Regions from separate parts of the Homo sapiens genome. Here regions 1 and 3 are each linked to region 2. A link is a contact called in ENCODE Hi-C data. All regions are on one chromosome and are shown on one strand. The core of a region is the stretch at or near the end of the contact, and the rest is flanking DNA. Distances in the headings are between cores, read along the strand shown.

Region 1 (3,687 bases), core at 746-3,245, 600 kb after region 2:
GTTTAGAGAGTATCATTCTTGTTCTTGAGTCTGAAGGCACTCTTCATCTTTTGTAATATTGACCCTGAGACCATTTATGTCAGATGGAAAGGAACATGTGCTGTTATTTTCTACCTTCGTCCCAGGAGGTTAAAATGACTTGAAGAAACTCAGCAACTTCAGGTGAAGGACCTAATGAGAGGATCTTGAATTCTTGATCTCAAATCTGCCAGGGTCTCCATTCACTATTAAAAAGTCAGCCTAGTGAGGATGGCCCTAGTTATTAATTTGATATTATATTACTTTATTTTACCACAGTTAAAATGTTCTCTGGATTAGTATTGACCCTATAGTTACCCACAAGGTATAGAGAGAAGTCAGTGGAAATTCTCTTCTCAACAGCTAAAGTGGTCCTTGTCACCAAAACAGTCATATGCTAAATCACATGTCAGTGTGACATCGCCAGGCCTTAGCTTCTCAGGATCTACTTGTTACAAGTGAGTTTATGTGGCTTGAAGCATATGGCCTTGATATATGATCCCAGAGCAAAAGGGCAAGGTATTTCAAGCTGGCCATAATTTTATTGTCTCTCACAGGCTTGCTTTGTAGTCATTCCAATAAACTAGATGGGAAATTTTTGATGCTCCAAGCTATCCAGTCTTCAGGACTTCATTTCATGATTCAGAGTCCAGCTAAACAACTCAAGAGTGCTTTTGTGTGACACTGACCACAGGAACAAATAATTGCTTAGTAATTCTCTTTGAGGTAGAAAATTCTAAACATGGAGGAACCATTTCCCCTTAATGGGAGCCAGAAATCCTCTAAGTGCTTGAAATGGCATTCACAAGTCTGAATGGTAAACAGATAAAAACAGGAGCGCACCAGTTGCACAAATGACTTGCTTGTCACAAACTTGTCATTGCAGTAATCTAACATTTCTTTCACAGAGCCCGATGGAAAGTATGGAACAAACAGGCCCTGCTGACGTTTTGGCTCTGCTAAGCCTTCCTCCGAGCTAAAGCATCTGCAGCATCTTCCTGTTCTAGACCCTTTATCTGCTGAAGTTAGCTGATACTGTACATGTCAGAGAAATGTTTGACTATTGCATTAACAAGTTGATGACAAGCAAGTTATTCCTGCAACTGAAATACTGCTGCTTTTAGCAGGCTGCCATTTTGACCTTCATTTTATTATGCAGAAGAACCCTAACAGAGCAGAGCACTGGGGAGAAACCAGTGTGGTTGCCCCAGGCCCATACAAAGACCACCTGCCTAGGGATTAGGTATAGTGGTACAGGGGGCATACCAGGCAGGTCCATTAGAAGTATGGAAGGGATTCCTTGTAAAACATAAATGTGAATACATTAGACGGTTTCAAAGATTGTTCTTGCAGGGGTAAAATGAACTGCACAGAAATAGATTTCTTCCTGCATCCTCTGAACCCCACACACATGTGCACATACGGCTGTGTATGCTTTATAGAATGATATGAGATGGGAAACTTAAATGAAAATTGTATATACCAGCTCTACACATAGTTTTTGTCAATTGTTGGAGTTCCTGTCATCAGTAGCTTCCCTTAACCTCCTCCTCACTCAGCATAATATCTGGAGTTATCTAAACCTAATCAGACCCATGCTCTTGTCCCCTCAAGAGCACTGTTATCTCCATTAGCCTCCTCATAGAAAATTTAAGCAGCCCTCTCTAGGACATCACCAGTTCATTTCCAACCTCAGCTGCCAGCAGGGAGTACTCCTACACTGTGTAACTTCAGCCTCTCGCCGTTCTGTTTGAGGAAACTTCCTCCCCTCAGGGACCCACACTTGGGGTTCCTCGAGTGTGTAGTCCAGAGGGTCCCAGCCTTTAACAGGAGCCTTGCCTGTAAGAGAAGCCTTGCCTATTGCCCCCTATGGTGTTTTGCCTTTGTTGATGCCATAGGTATATCAGCACTTGGAACAACAGAGAGTTTGCCCTAAGACTTTGGCCTTTTCATAAAACTGAGCTGCTCTTATTCACCAAGGTGTCAGCTGCCTTGTATTCTTTCTAGACGCTTCAGGTCTGTTAAGGGTACACTGATAGTGTTTTGTCTGATTTAAATATTGACGCAAAAAACTTGCATTCTCGTACTTATTTTCTGGCTGGTGCCCCAGGTACTTTCATTTTCAAAAGTTCTGTGTAAAAATGATAATCATTGTCCATCCATGAGAACCACATTTCTTGCCAAAGTGGTGATGAGGCTTAACTTTCTTTTAGACTTGGCAAATTGCACACATTACTGTCTCCAGGGTGAAATGTTTTACTCCCATCCCAAATATCTCTTGATGTAATCTATACCTTAGCTTTGTGGAACAACTACCTCAGAGGACAGGTGGGAAGGGTGTGAGAAGAGAGCCTTTTTTTTTTTTTAACAGAGTTAGGGATATTGTCCCTGGAAAAAGAGGTGAAGATAGTTTGAGGCAGCATTTAAAGTTTCTGCAAAAGGAAATACGTGAATGAACAATTTGAATTGTAAATGGAATTTCATCAGCTTTTTCTTTCTAAAGTTCCTAATAGGATTTCCATAATGATTTTGTGTTTTCCTTCTTAGTAGAACTTAAATGGCAAATAAATGATACACTATTTTTGATTTAGAAAAAAATAAAAATCTTTTCTGTGGGAGCTCTCTTTTTAAATACACATTAGGGGATAGATAATGGCAAACAAAAAAAAGTCTTTCTTCCTATTCAGATGGATAGCTATCAGTGTGTGTATGTCTTTTTAATATTTATTTATTTGCTTATTTGATCATTTATTTGTCTATTTATTGTAAGGAAATTAACAAAGGAAAGAAGAAAAACACCTCATGATAAATTAATCTCATTAGATACGTAGAATTTTAGGGCTAGAAAGGAGTTTGATGATCAAGCTATGACTTTATATCACACTCACTTTAGAAATGTGAATGTATGTGAATTTTGAGACCCAAAGATGTTTAATCAGATGAACCAAGATGCGCAATAGGATTGTGGCAGAGCTCGGCCTAAAACTTTCATTTCAGGCAATACTCCCTCAGAGATTACATTACATTTTTTAAAGCTTTATTTTAAACAAAGACAGTCTCATTTTAATAATTTGCACTGATGTGCTTAAATCTAATAGAACATTTGCTATTATAGTAACTGAGACCTCACATTGGTTACACCAACTAAGGAATATACATTTCAACAGTTTGAAGACATTTCTTTCTAAGCCGTTTCTTATTTGCATAGGGTAAGGAACCTTAGTTAGTTCAATTAATTTTTATCTTTTGTAAGATTTCAAAGAAACACTTGCACCGTTCCTATTTACCTAAAAACATGTTTTTTAAATGAATCTGTTTCTTTAATAAGTATTCACTTAAGTAGGTCATACTGTAACGTTCTTGGTGATAAAAAATCTTTTATCAGGATAAAAGAAATCTTATTTTTATTCCCACTTTTAGCCATGTTTGAGTTGGTCCTTGTAATTGTTGGTTTCAACAAAACACTAAGTCAAAAAATCAATGTTTGTGTTTATTTTTGTTTAATACATGAGAAAAAAGTCCATTGATCTTTTTGCAGTTATGATACATAAATACTGTATTTTTCACTTATGCGAAACTTAATTTTTGAGGGTTTCCTTTTTGTTTCATTTCTCTGTTTCACATTTTTCAAACATCTGTACCATGGTTAGTGGTTAGAGTAGCAGTGGC
Region 2 (3,556 bases), core at 489-2,988:
TTCATGACTGCTTGGAAGTTCTGGTTTGTCCTGAACATCCCTCATTTTTAAAACAACCAGTTATTTTATTCTAGGACAAAATTTACCATATAAGCTTCTTTCTCATATAAAGTCATTTTTCTTTAAGCTTTCTTACCAAAAATACCTCTTTAATTATATTAATATAACTTTCTTTACATCTGTCTTATTTCCTGGTTTCTTTTTCCTTGTTGTATACATAACCCTTAAAGAAGCTTTGAATTAGACAACAATTATTCACCTTTTAAAAAGGATACACTTTAGAAAGAATGTTTTCTTACAATTTTTTTGAAAATACCCAATTGATGAAATACCTATTATTTAATTTAACTTTAGTTTCTAAATTATGACAAGTTTGTCTACAAATATTTATCCCATTACATTTACCTAATTATTTTAATAGTGTACCTAGATTATTTATGATACCTGCAATAGTCATCATTTTAAGTTATGAAACTATAACTGCAAAATTATAACTGGGACAATGAAAAAGGTCTGACCCAACCTACTCCATTTTGCTTTTAACCTCTAAGCTGCCCTTGTTCATTTCCGGGCATTGGATGAATTAACTTTGGGAGTATCATAGTTTATAGTTTAGTTTTGAAAGAGATGATAACAGTCCCTCACAAAACAAACCCCCTTCCTGCCTGGGGACTTGACTGCCTAAAGCTATAGATTAGAAGTTATGGCTATTTCACTAAATAATTCAATATTTAGCTATTTTCATTGAATCAATATCAACCTCTTATTTATCAAAAATTATGCAAGCAAAGATAATTGTATTTTGGGCTGGGTTTATAGTTTTGTATCCCTTATGCCAAATTTTGACACCTTATAGTATTTGGCAGAGATAAGTATGAAATTGCTTGATCAATAAATGAAAATAAACATGTATGCTGAAAATTCTTAAGCCATTTCTACTGTTCTTTACCAATAATTTTAAAGCTAGATTATTAAAGATTTTACTTAAGTCACATGAACTTAAAAACCATTGGGGTTCATTATTTAATTGATGACTACTCACTAAGCCAATTTGGTACCTTGTGGCCAAAACACAACAAAATACATGTACGTACACATAAACACACACATACATTTTCATACACTAAAGATCCTATAGCTTTTACTTCAGAACTCTAGCCGTGAGATATTAATACAAACTTATTGGTCTGCGAAAACAGTAATGAAAAGGAATGGTTGGAGTCTAACAGTGGATTTTATCTTGGTCAAAAAGTAATAGCAGCTTTAAAGCAGGGAGAAAAAAAAACAGAGAAAAAGAGAACTTAAGAACTCTGTAGTTTGAAGGTCGATCTTAGTGCCCCTTTTCTTTCATGTAAATGTGCACAAAGACCATAATAATTCTATTTTAGACAAACTCTAACAAGTAGAGGTGCCATAAAACCAATGGAGTGCCCCAAAGGGGGTCATTCTCCTTGTTTTATCCTCGTTTTTAGATTATTAATTTCCCACTTTTCTTTTTCTTTTTTTTCTTAAAAGGAGGAACTGAGCTATGGCCTAGGGTTTTTGTGGTGTGTGCTGATTGTGGGTGGGACTCCATAGTGTGTTACCACTGAGTTGTTGCCACCCTCTTTCATGTCTCAGTTTCATTCTCTGGAGGTCTACCACCTCCAGGAGGGCTCAAAGCTCAGTGACCAGCTCCCATATGTGCTTCCTGGATGAGCCCTTTTTTAAACAAGTTTGATGGGGATTCTCCATAGGGCTGCTGCAAATCACAGGTGGTCAACCCTCTCTACACTCCCACGAGGCCCCTGGTCACCCACGGGTGCCTTTCAGCTGGGTGGAGCAAAATGTTCATTCTCTTCGAAGCTAAGAAAACTAAATCTCTCATTTACCTATGAAAACAACAGTTCAGCTTCTCACGCAAATGTGCACATACAAGCCAAACTGACATTAATTCTGGGAGAAAAAGCAATAGAGAAGACCCTTTAGAATGCATCTCCGAATTAAAAGTAGAATCCTTAAACAATAACTTCCTAGGAGAGAAAGAAAGGAAAAAAAAAGCCAAAACCACTTCCTGTAAACCACCTTCAGCCACCCCTAACTTTGGAGTTCTTGCCTACCATTATACACACCAAGGTCAAATCTTCTCACAGTACAAGGTAATCTCTAATAGCCCCAAAGCCAAAGAGGTCAAGTCATGCAATACAGGAGAGCAGAGCTTTAGACCTAAGAAGAATGTGCCCATGACTCTTGGAACTCCACAAAGAAAACAGAACATCCCAAAAGGGGTGAGTGGTGTCTTTGTTCTGAGTTCTCTAAGGAGTTTGAGTCATTAGAAGCCTTCTCTCTAGATTTTTCTTGGTACTGAAGATGACAAAGGGGGAAGGCGGTATGGGGTGGAAGAAAAGTAAACAAAAGAACAATTGTTGTTTTGTTTCCTTTTTTTTTTCAGACAGGAAGCAAACACAGAAACCAAATGCCTAGTTTTGGGTTTTTGTTTTTTGTTTTTTCCTCTTTTACAGCTGTGAGGAATTTTAGCCAATTCAGAGAGGACTTGTTACCCATACTTTGAAATTCTCATTCAGATTTGACCAAGTCATGTAGGGTTGGTCAAATCTGAAAGGAGAAGGACCAGAACAAACAAAAACAACAACAACAAAACCAACAATATGATTACTGAGCACTCTAATGGTAAGGAGAAATTAAGATCAGCTGGTTGTTAATCTTAACTTTAGCCAAGACAAAACCCCAATTCAGCTACTTATGTAGGGTTGGGTCTCAGACTGAAGACTTCTCTCTTCCACTCTGGAAGCAGGAAAAAACTCAAACTCACCTTCCCTGTTGGAAGCAAGCTCAAACTCTAGAAAGGAGTTACCTCCCTTTCATCATCATGGAAGCAGGAAAACTTGCCTCCTTTGCTGGAAGCAAGTAAAACTCCCCCTTCCTCGAACCAAGAAAAAGGAGTTTTACAGCAGAATAAACTTTAGATCTTGATCAAATCTGGGGGGATCAGGGATTCTCTGAAGGCGATGCTTCCAGGCCTCAGCAAATTATTCTATTGGTTTGACCCATAAAGACAGCTCAAACTGGTACTAAGCACCAACAGGAGATATGTCAAAGGTCAGGGGAACCTCTACTCAGAATCCATTTGTGATTGCCAAATGTGAACTCCAAATATCTGAGACAGGTCTCAGTCAATTCAGGATGTTTATTTTGCCAAAGTTAAGGACACGTGCCCATGATACAGCCTCACAAAGTCCTGACTACATGTGTCCAATGTGGTCAGGGCACAGCTTGGTTTTATACATTCTAGGGAGATATGAGACATCAATCAATATATGTAAGATGTACATTGGTTTGGTCTGAAAAGGCAGGATAACTCCAAGAGGGAGCAGGGAGTGGGGTTGGGGGGCGCTTCCAGGTCATAGTGAGAGGTGACAGCGTGCTGGCAGTCCTCACAGCCCTTGCTGGCTCTCGGCGCCTCGTCTGCCTGGGCTCCCACTTTGGCGGCACTTGAGCCCTTCAGCCCACTGCTGCACTGTGGGAGCCCCTTTCTGGGCTGGCCAAGACCGGAGCC
Region 3 (3,443 bases), core at 9-2,508, 850 kb before region 2:
CTGCTGTTACCTGGAGCGTGGGGACTCAAGATGAGACAGGGCTTTAGCGATGTATGTTGAGGGCAAAAAGGAGGACTTTGAAAGGTGAACCTTAAAGAGACAAGCTGGTCATTGAAAACTAAATTGCCAAACTTGCCTCCAGTGAACAAATGCACCTGCCATTCGTATTGCAGCCAATTTGCTGTTTCTACTTTTATCTCTCTCACGCAGCAGGCTCCAAACTCTCAAAGGTTTTCCTGTGGCCTCTCTTTGTAATGCCCCACCCAGCAGGACTGTTAGATAGAGGCTTCTGTGTAGGCATTTTATTCCCACCTTCTCTCCCACTCATTGCATTAAAATAAATTGAAACAATAATATTCCCAAGAGAAGTAAAGTTCTAAGGAGCAACAGCTCTTCCTCCAAACCCTAATGCTACTGGAAGCTGTCCAGCTTTTCAAGATGGTGCATGGTGCCTCCATAAAATACAGGCACTGGAGCCTAGCCACCAAGGGAGAGACACTCTGTGCTGTTAACACGTTACTTAGGTGTGAAGTAATGCTTTTAAATGTACTCTCACAGAGTGAATAATAGCTTCTGGAGAAAGACTTCCTTTGATGGATGAAATTGTATAAGCAGGGTCTCATCCCCAAAGCATTTTTTGCCATGTGCAGAAATGTTTGATAATGAATGATCATCAAGTGACTAGTTTTAATTACCTAAACAGGAGGGGGAAACACCATCTTTCCATAAAAAGAATTCAGAATGACAAATGTAGATTTGCTTATGTGAAAACATTCAATTCAATCATTTCCAAAAGATTTGTTTCAACATGTATTGTTGAGCTTTCACAATAGCTTACATTTCTCAACCCTGAAAGATGCTTCCAGTTACAGACTTCTAATTCTCTATGCCTGTGGTTCTCTGAAGACACCTCTATACATTTAAATATAGGCTATTGCAAACACTGGCAGGGAAAAAAAGAAAGACCTTGGAACTGCATCAAATATAGGTTGTTTTTATCCTCCCTCTCTCATGAAAACCTGAAGTAAATGCTATGCAAAGTATTCTAATGCTGCCTTAAGGTTGGTATTTTTATTTGCACAAAAGAAACATTATTCAATTGTGGTTTCTCAATCAACTATAACTCTTACCCAATATAAGGGAAGATCTCAGTCTTTTGTCTTATAACATGCAGAAAATGACAAGCATTTGAGCAATATTTCTATTCTGTTGCCCTTCGTGGTCTTTCTGACTTGCACTTCTCTCTCTTACTTTAGGCCAGCCAAATGAACAGCCTTCAATTAAAAGAGGAAGTGCTAAGTGACTGTAGTGTGTATCTCAGAATGAGAGGCGGGTGTATATATATAGCATACATCTCAGAGAAGGGGAGAGAGCTCTCATCTGAGAGCAAAGGAATTAGAAATAAAAAGAAAGTATTCAAGGCATTCCACGGTTCAAGAAATAAATCCTATTTAATGCTTTAGTTTTCTCTACAGAGATGTTACAGATTCAAGTAAATAAAAGTTGCTGGTCACCTGTTACCTCCCAAAAGTGTATGTCCAGAGAGAGGTCTCTGGCCTTCACTGATACATTTATTCATGCTTTCCCTTTCTGTGTTCCAGAGAAATATTTCAAATCACTATTTCTGATGTTCCAATCAGGTGGCACTGGCGTCTTCAGAGATTAGTGACATTTATTATGAATACTTCCTATATTCCAGACATCATGTATTTCACACGCATTATTTTATTTAAAATTTGTAAAGGCCTATAAGTTAATTTTCCCATCCTTCAGGTGAGAAAACTGAAAGATTAAGTAATTTCCCCAAGATTAAATAGCTAGTAAATTGAGGAACTGGGACTGAAACAAGGCTCTGAAACCCAGTGTCTAACCACCAAATTATACACTATGAATACATATTGAAAGAGATAGTCCCCATCCTCTTGGATCTTCAGACATCCTTTGTTCAGGACATTGATCACACTCATATCTTTTATTCTAGATCCCTGGCCTCTTATGTTCATCCATATAAGGAAGCATTAACCATGAGACTATGGAAATTCAGCTCAAGGGTTAGTCCTCCTGGTTCACTTCTAAAATGCTCATCTAAACAGAATAAGCTTATACCACTGAAGTTGAGTACAATCTTGTCATATAGGACATTACTGATATATATATATCAGTATGATTATATATATGATTATATATATGCACATACAAACTATAAAGGTGTGCTAGGCCAAGTATAACCACATAGTCATGGGACATATTCTGCAAGCCCTACATAAAAATCAGTAATGTTACCATACAATTCTGGCTCAATTTTATCTTCCTTTTGTGCTTTCTGAGAAGAAGATTACATAAAAGAAAATATTCTAAGCATATATACCCAATATACTTTCCCTAAATGATTTAGTTAATCCTTGTGTCTGTCCTGGAATCTAGAAAATTGGAATGTTATTTTTATCTCTTTGGAGATAAAGAGACTGAACTATGGAGAGATTTTGTAGCATGAAGGAGCCCTACTGAGAGTCAGAGAAAGTATGGGGCTCAAAATCTAGGTCTCCTGAAGCCTTGCATTTAGTGAATGGGACTGCTCTTAGATAACTGCTTACTTATGTAGGCCAGATCTTATTTTCTATCCAGAGTCACACATTTTCAGTTTGTCCCTCTCACTATTATCCTGAAATCCTCCCTGGTTGGCCTTAAAAATAGCTTCTGTACTAGAAATATATTCAGTGAAATTCCTTTATGTTTTTCTTATGAAGAAATGATTGTTTAATAAGGAAACCTGCAAAATGCCAAATATAGAATTGTTTCACTATGGGAAACTGAGAACATACTTGACCTATGTTTGAAATCTTATTTGTTCTGATAAAGCATAATTTTGTATTTCAGTAAGGGAAACTAATACAGAGGTCCCCGAGTCCTTGCATTGATTATGTAACAGATTTTCCTTAAATAATTCCTGAGGTATTGTCTTTCTCCTCTAGCTGGAGGAAGAAAAAAAGATCTGCAGGTACAAAAGATACCAAGACAGAGAGAAAGCCAAAAATATTATCCAGGACTCATTTATTCCAGCAGCTATGCTATTTACTAGCTAGCATATGCAAATGGAGAGAAACTTGGTTATAGTACCTGGACTGCAAAGTAAGAATTTTTAGTACAATATTTCCTCAAGCAATTTCTAGAAATACTTGGTACTGTTCATTATCTTAATAGTTGTGAATGGAAGTTGTGACTCTATTGATGAGAATGCCATTTTGCTAATTCAATAATACTCTTATATTATCTTTGTTTAGATTTTACAGAATACTTTCTTTGACACTATGCATTTTATAAAATTCCATTTTGAGATTGCCAAATTTCCAGGCTCAGTGACTTATAGGTTAGGGGCCTGGAAGTAGCCACTTACAGGTTTTTAGCACCAAAGATTTATAATTGGGGTGGGCTCACAGATAACG

The links. Hi-C counts contacts between places; a loop is a spot of excess contacts on that map. Pooled maps may share reads with other maps.
Region 1: a loop to region 2 is called in a map with no recorded cell type, with 10 times the contacts of the local background. The contact joins two enhancer-like sites. A Hi-C loop is called at or near these places in 2 of 37 single-sample maps with no recorded cell type and 4 of 50 pooled maps.
Region 3: a loop to region 2 is called in a map with no recorded cell type, with 11 times the contacts of the local background. The contact joins two enhancer-like sites. A Hi-C loop is called at or near these places in 3 of 37 single-sample maps with no recorded cell type and 3 of 50 pooled maps.

Annotation. Positions count from the first base shown.
Region 1 is chr3:114,583,224-114,586,910 of GRCh38, reverse strand. The region is part of intron 6 of ZBTB20 (zinc finger and BTB domain containing 20); the gene reads left to right. Among named protein-coding and RNA genes, the nearest start is that of ZBTB20-AS5, 130 kb to the right of the region's middle. Within about 2 kb of position 1,995, at least 6 of the 41 ENCODE cell types and tissues checked have a DNase peak (open chromatin) inside an H3K27ac peak, as active enhancers do.
Region 2 is chr3:115,185,298-115,188,853 of GRCh38, reverse strand. No RefSeq gene overlaps it. Among named protein-coding and RNA genes, the nearest start is that of ZBTB20, 40 kb to the right of the region's middle. RefSeq lists an enhancer at 1,703-1,892. Within about 2 kb of position 1,738, at least 2 of the 41 ENCODE cell types and tissues checked have a DNase peak (open chromatin) inside an H3K27ac peak, as active enhancers do.
Region 3 is chr3:116,036,531-116,039,973 of GRCh38, reverse strand. The region is part of intron 2 of LSAMP (limbic system associated membrane protein); the gene reads left to right. All of the region lies in intron 2 of LOC124906269 (a long non-coding RNA gene), which reads right to left. Among named protein-coding and RNA genes, the nearest start is that of SNORD155, 130 kb to the right of the region's middle. Within about 2 kb of position 1,258, at least 2 of the 41 ENCODE cell types and tissues checked have a DNase peak (open chromatin) inside an H3K27ac peak, as active enhancers do.